2 separate regions of the Homo sapiens genome follow, and region 2 is linked to region 1. Evidence: chromatin loops called from intact Hi-C (ENCODE). Cell type or tissue: spleen. All regions are shown on one strand. Each heading gives the region's core, and the rest is flanking DNA. Links, peaks and the distances in the headings are about the cores only. Region 1 overlaps FHDC1 (FH2 domain containing 1). Region 2 has its middle 77 kb from the start of TRIM2.

The links. Hi-C counts contacts between places; a loop is a spot of excess contacts. Peaks named below come from ENCODE experiments on the same cell type or tissue, not always from the same donor. Only the 100,000 strongest peaks of a DNase experiment are listed, where the experiment ranks them.
Region 2: it touches region 1 in a loop (2.3-fold over the local background); 2 of 110 quality-filtered maps call a loop at or near these places.

What each region holds. Positions count from the first base shown.
Region 1 is chr4:152,955,955-152,958,868 of GRCh38, reverse strand. The region is part of intron 4 of FHDC1 (FH2 domain containing 1); the gene reads right to left. Among named protein-coding and RNA genes, the nearest start is that of FHDC1, 21 kb to the right of the region's middle. RefSeq lists an enhancer at 1,639-2,458. In spleen, for the core only: no CTCF peak of the experiment used is centred there; a DNase peak (open chromatin) is centred at 1,298; H3K27ac peaks cover 2,100 bases.
Region 2 is chr4:153,126,417-153,129,330 of GRCh38, reverse strand. No RefSeq gene overlaps it. Among named protein-coding and RNA genes, the nearest start is that of TRIM2, 77 kb to the left of the region's middle. In spleen, for the core only: CTCF peaks have their summits at 1,000 and 1,204 (motif pointing right); a DNase peak (open chromatin) is centred at 1,260.

The sequences.
Region 1 (2,914 bases), core at 199-2,698:
ACTGGTAGAGCCTCAAAGTGAATTGACCATTTTTAGCCTTATTAAATTTAAGGGCACATGGCACTTCTGGTTTAGCTAAGCCCAAATCAGTCCCTGGCTTCTGTGCTGAGAAACCTACACGATGAATTCTAATCCCTTCTGAGCTAGAGTTGAACAATTCACTATATATGGGCAGGGGCAGAGGGAAGTTGTATAAGACCATATATGTAGCATGTGTGAAACCTCTGAAAATCACAGCATGGTTTTCAGTCTAAAGTGTAAGAACAGGTCATGCTAAGTAAACTCGGTAAATGTTTCTATTAAACATGTGCTAAACTGTAACTGAACAATGATTAATCTCCTTCACTTATGTAAAAAGCTAAAAAAAATGTATGGATTTCAAGAGAAGGGTGATGGAAAGACCGTATTTAATTTAAATGCCATGTATACAGTTCTTTGTTCAATTTCAAGATGAGATTTATGTTCTTTAAGAGGGATTATTGTATCTTCACAGCGGCAGGGAAGTAAAAAAGAAAGGTGAACAGACCCTATAATTATTATGCATTCTCATTACCAAAAAAAACATTGATTAAACATGGTTAGGCATAACTTTGTGGGCTGAGCCAAGAGACACTCATTATGGCCCTGGTTGTGCCTGGTTGCTGTCCTAACAGTGAGAGCAGGCTCCTTGAGACTCTCACACTCCAAAGGGCACACCTCCTTCATCCTATCTAATTCCAGTCACATGGCTTGAAATGGCAGGATTTCCCACAAACACACCCACCCAACAGAAGACCCATGGGCTTCCTGTCATTCCCTTCCCAGCAGCAGAGTCAACCAAGAAGGTGGGAAAGAGATACTACAAATGTCCAGCAGAGGCAACTCAAACTGCTTCAGGAGAACAGAAAGTTTCTACCACGTCTAGCACCAGCCCACAACAGAGGAAGGGCTGGTCAGGCGTGGTGGGGGTGTTCCCTGGCTTGGGAACTCCGTGCTGGACAAGAACACACTCCCAGAGTTTCATTTCTGGGCCCACCTTCTTCCTCTGCAAGTGTGAACCTCTATTAGAGGAAAGATGAACAAACATGCCAGATAAAAGATTTGTGGTAGAGGGCAGAGAAATTCTCAACAACGAATTAACCTTGGCTTTGGTCGGCTTGTCAGCTGAGAAGGCAGGAGAGAAAAGGGCTGTTTCCGTTTATATCTTTCAGCATGCTGATAAGATTACAGTATTATTCAAGTGACACTTATTCACACCAGTACTTTGTGATAGCAGAGGTGATGAAAAGGCTGGCAGGCCAGCAGCGCGAGGCGGGGTTTTGACAACCTTTGCCCTTCCTTCCTCCAAGGCAGGCAGTGGAGTGCAGCAGAACCACACTGGGCTCAGCGGAATCAGGGCTCAAGTCCACCCCGCTGCTGTATCACTCAGCAATCATGTGACACCAGACAAGGTATAACTAACCTGTGTGAGCCTCAGTTTCTCATTTGTAAAACAAGGAGTGTCTTAAAACATTGCTGCAAGGATTAAATGAAAAATACACAAAAGAATCATAGCTATGATTGATTTTTTTATGTGCCAGGCACTAGGCTCAGTCACTTCATTCTGCCCTGTCCAGTCAGTGCCTGGTACATGGGGGCACTCAATAAAGGTTTAGTCCTTACTTGTGCTAAAAATGAGCACAGAGCGTTACACATAGGCTGAGAGCCACGTGGTAATGTGTCCACTTACGAATTTATTAGCATATTTCTGCCACATTCCTAAACCTCTCTTATTTGGCCCTGTCTCCTCCTTGGCCTCTTCCGCATCCTCCAACCTCCATCCAGAGACCCAAAGACTCCAGGGTTGGCCCTGGGTCTGACTGGTGCCAGGGGACACAAAAAAGTTTGTCCTTACAGTGGGCAGCAGTCAGGGAGCGGCTTCGGCTTTCCCCGAGACCCCCTCCCACAGCACAGATACCCGGGAGGGTTTAGGAAGGGGCTCCTGCCGGCTCTGGGGACTGTCAGGGTGTTCCTGCTGAAGGAAACTCCCAGTTGAGTTTGGAGGGTGTGGTGAGCTGAAGCTCAGAGTCAGTAATGTAAACAAGGAGGCGAAGTGTGACCAAGCACGCCAGATATTCAGACTGAGGATGACCCCGCAGCAGGAGGTTGTGGGGAGAAACAGCTGCTGCCTGGTTCAGTGGCTGGGAAGGCACTTCAGGGTCCCAGGCCAATACTTTCATTTCAGCAGGACCCCATCTCCCGGGTTAGCTAACTGGGGGTGACAGAGTCTCGGGGATTCAAGGCAGTGCCTGGATGGGTTTTCATCACTTTGCCCTCAACAGTCTTCCTTTTGAATTATACCCCCACACAACCCAAAAATACAAAGTTCTTTTAAATATGAGGTTTGACAGCTTACTTGCTTCTTTGAAAAATCCCTTTGCATTTTCTAATCACCTTTGAATTTTAAATGAGAAATGAAGATATTAAGAAAATTGTATTCAGTTTCCCACCTCACCACTGCATGAAGCTGAGCTGGCAGCCTCCCTTGTGCCTAACTTTGATTTAGTTAGCAATTTAAAGCTTTTCAGAGCACTTTCACATGCGCTGTCAAATCTGATCCTCACTTAACAACACGATGAGGTCAATTAGGAGTGGGTATAGAGAGGTCCTAAAGGAGGCCTGAAAACAGCCCAAGCAGGAATAAGGTTTCAAGAGCAAGTACATCATTTTAAAACTCAAATTAATTAAAAACTATCTATCCTAACAAAGATTTTGGAACTCCTATCCTTTACAGAAAAGATTAAGGACTGTTCAGTATGTACAATCCAGGGTAAATTATGATTTAATGTGCCCTTCCTTTAAGACTTCAAGACTCTACTACTAACATTAATAACTGCTGCTAATTAATCTTGGCTTGGGTTAATTACACTTAATGTGCAAAGAGAAAACCTGAGGG
Region 2 (2,914 bases), core at 243-2,742, 170 kb before region 1:
GTGGTGACAGTAGTGGTGGTGGGGGTAATGGTGGCAGTTGTGGTGATGGTGGTAGTGGTGGTGGTGATGGTGGTGGCTAACATTTATTGAACATTTATTAAATGCAAGGCACTGGCCCAGCACCTACCACAGGTTAGCTCATTTAATTCCCCCCACTATTATCCCCCTTTTTCATATAGTGAGACTGAGATTTACAAACTTTAAGTAATCTTCCCAAGGTCTTATGTTACTGAGTGATAGACCAGAAATTTGCTGATGATCCACAAACTGAACAGTCCCACAAGTGAGGTTAAGGGAATGGCAAGGCCATGGGGATTCTATTCCCCTCTTCTCGGCTGAGTGAAAAAAAAAAGTAAATACAGAGTATTTTGCTCTGTAATCTTCAGTCTGGAGAGACTGAAATAAATGTTTCACTTTTGATAAACAGGACTTTAGGGGAGTAGAGAATATTGCTCTAAGCACTTTGTGATAAATTATTGATTTTATTTGGGATTTACATGGAATAATTGATCTTCATGTAGTGATTTTAAAGATCCAGTTATCTTTACTGAAAACAAATGTCCTACACACCTTTGCTATTTATCTTGTTTCTACTCTTTTAAAAGGAAGGCTTTGTTTGTTTGTTTTTTAGGGATAGGGTCTTGCTCTGTTGTCCAAGCTGGGGTGCAGGGGCGCGATCACAGTGCCCTGCAGCCTGGAACTCCCAGGCTCAAGGGACTCTCCCACTTCAGCCTCCTGAGTAGCTGGGACTAGAGAAATGGCCGCCATGCCTGGCTAATTTTTGTATTTTTTGTACAGACAGGGTCTCTCTATGTTACCCAGGCTGGTCTGGAACTCTTGGGCTCAAGCGATCCTTCTGCCTCAGCCTCCCAAAGTGCTTGGATTACAGGTGAGAGCCATTGCGCCAGGCCAGGAAGCCGTTTAAATCATATAAATTCAAAAATAATTCAAATAGAGAAAGAAAATAAATCGTTAGATTTTTAAAATGAAATTTTGGCTATAAAAGAAATACCTTTTTAAGAAACACGATTAAAAGAATATATTCTCTGGTCTCTCCAAATCACACTGAAAATCCCAAAGCAAGCTGTTTAATCTTCTAACATAAAAGCAGGCCCTTTGAATGCAGGGAACATGTCATAATTTCTTTTGTGTTCTCTACCAAGAACATTCAAATTCAGGGCCCGCTTGATAACCAGACCAATGCTTTACAGAATTTGCAATTAGTGGATTGTCCAGAAGAGGGCGCGCGTTGCCCATGTTACTCAAAGGCGCCGCCAGACCCGGCCGAAGCTGAGTAGCTAAGAACAAAAGATGCACATTCCTCTCTGAGGACAGAACAAAAGGGTGGATTTTAAAAAGCAAAAGAAACGCAACATTTAACGCTGCCTCCCATAATCTCCACGAACACCCTACAACTCAGCCACAGCTGGTCACAGGCAGGCTGAATATTACATTGTAAAAAACAAACTGGAAAGCAGCTGTTTTTAAAACAGATATCGTTTGCTTGGTGTAATTCCATCCGGGTAATGCCTATTTATTCAACAGTCAATTCTGCCTGAGTTGTGTTTTCCCGTTATGAGATACAGGTGGGCATCGCTGAATCCAAAACCAGTACATAGTAGAGACAAAAGTATAGATGCTCCATTTTGTAAGATCGTGGTGGGACACTGCATTCCCCCAAATAATGCCTCGTATTCTCACCCCTCACTTTGTTTGCTCTCATTACCAGTGAAAAACGCATCTCATCCACATGAATAGCTCCACTCAAATGATAATGCTTTTTTTTTTTTTTTCTGAGACAGAGTCTTACTCTGTAGCCCAGGCTGGAGTACAGTGGCGCAATCTCGGCTGCACTGCAACCTCCGTCTCCCGGGTTCAGGCGATTCTCCTGCCTCAGCCTCGCGAGTGCTGAGATTACAAGCGCGCACCACCACGCCCAGCTAAGTTTTTGTATTTTTACTAGAGATGGGGTTGCTCCATGTTGGCCAGGATGGTCTCGAACTCCTGACCTCAAGTGATCTGCCTACCTCAGCCTCCCAAAGTGCTGGGATTACAGGCGTGAGCCATGGCGCCTGGCCTGATAAAGCTTTTTAAAACTTAGTTATAGCCACTTTCATGGTCAGCTTTTAAGAAAGCAGTAAATATTCCTCAGCAAAGGCAAAGATAGCAATATCTCAGAGCAGGCAACTCAAAGCAAACACACAAAAGGAAAACCCAGCCCCCTTGTTTACTTACGGGTCTTCAAGCTCCTAATATTGACATGAGTTTCTGAGGTCTCCTGTGCATTTTCTTTTCTACAGCAAACAACAGGGCTTTTAACCTATAAAGAGGTAGATCTGGCTGCCCCAGAAAGGTGGGTTAACTGTCCCCCAACAGACTAAAGGAGAGTGAACGGTGCTGAAGAGCAACAGGCAAGAAGTCTTAGGAAAATAAGCTCCTCTGCATGAGTTATAGTGAGGCATTAGCGAATTTGGGGCAAAGACCCAGAACGGGAAACAGCCATCAGATTCGTGTGTGAGAAGTATTCAGCCACAGCTTTTTCTTAGGGTCTGTTTGAAAGTATTACATTTAACTTCAGCATGCCTTTCCAAAAGGTATATTTAGAAGCAATTAGGTTAAAAGCTTTGAGCTCCTTGGAGTTCTATCTATACAGATATCTACTGGCCTAGGGGACCTTAAGGTATTGAATTAAATGAGTCTCCCCAGCCTTTTTGTTGAGACAGGGTCTAGCTCTGTCACCCAGGCTGGAGTGCAGTGATGCATGATCATGGTTTGCTGCAGCTTCGAATTTCTGGGCTCAAGTGATCCTCCTACTTCAGCCTCCCGAATAGCTGGGACTACAAATGCGAGACACCATGCCCAGCTAATTTTTAAATTTTTTGTAGATATGGGGGTTTTGCCATGTTGCTCAGAC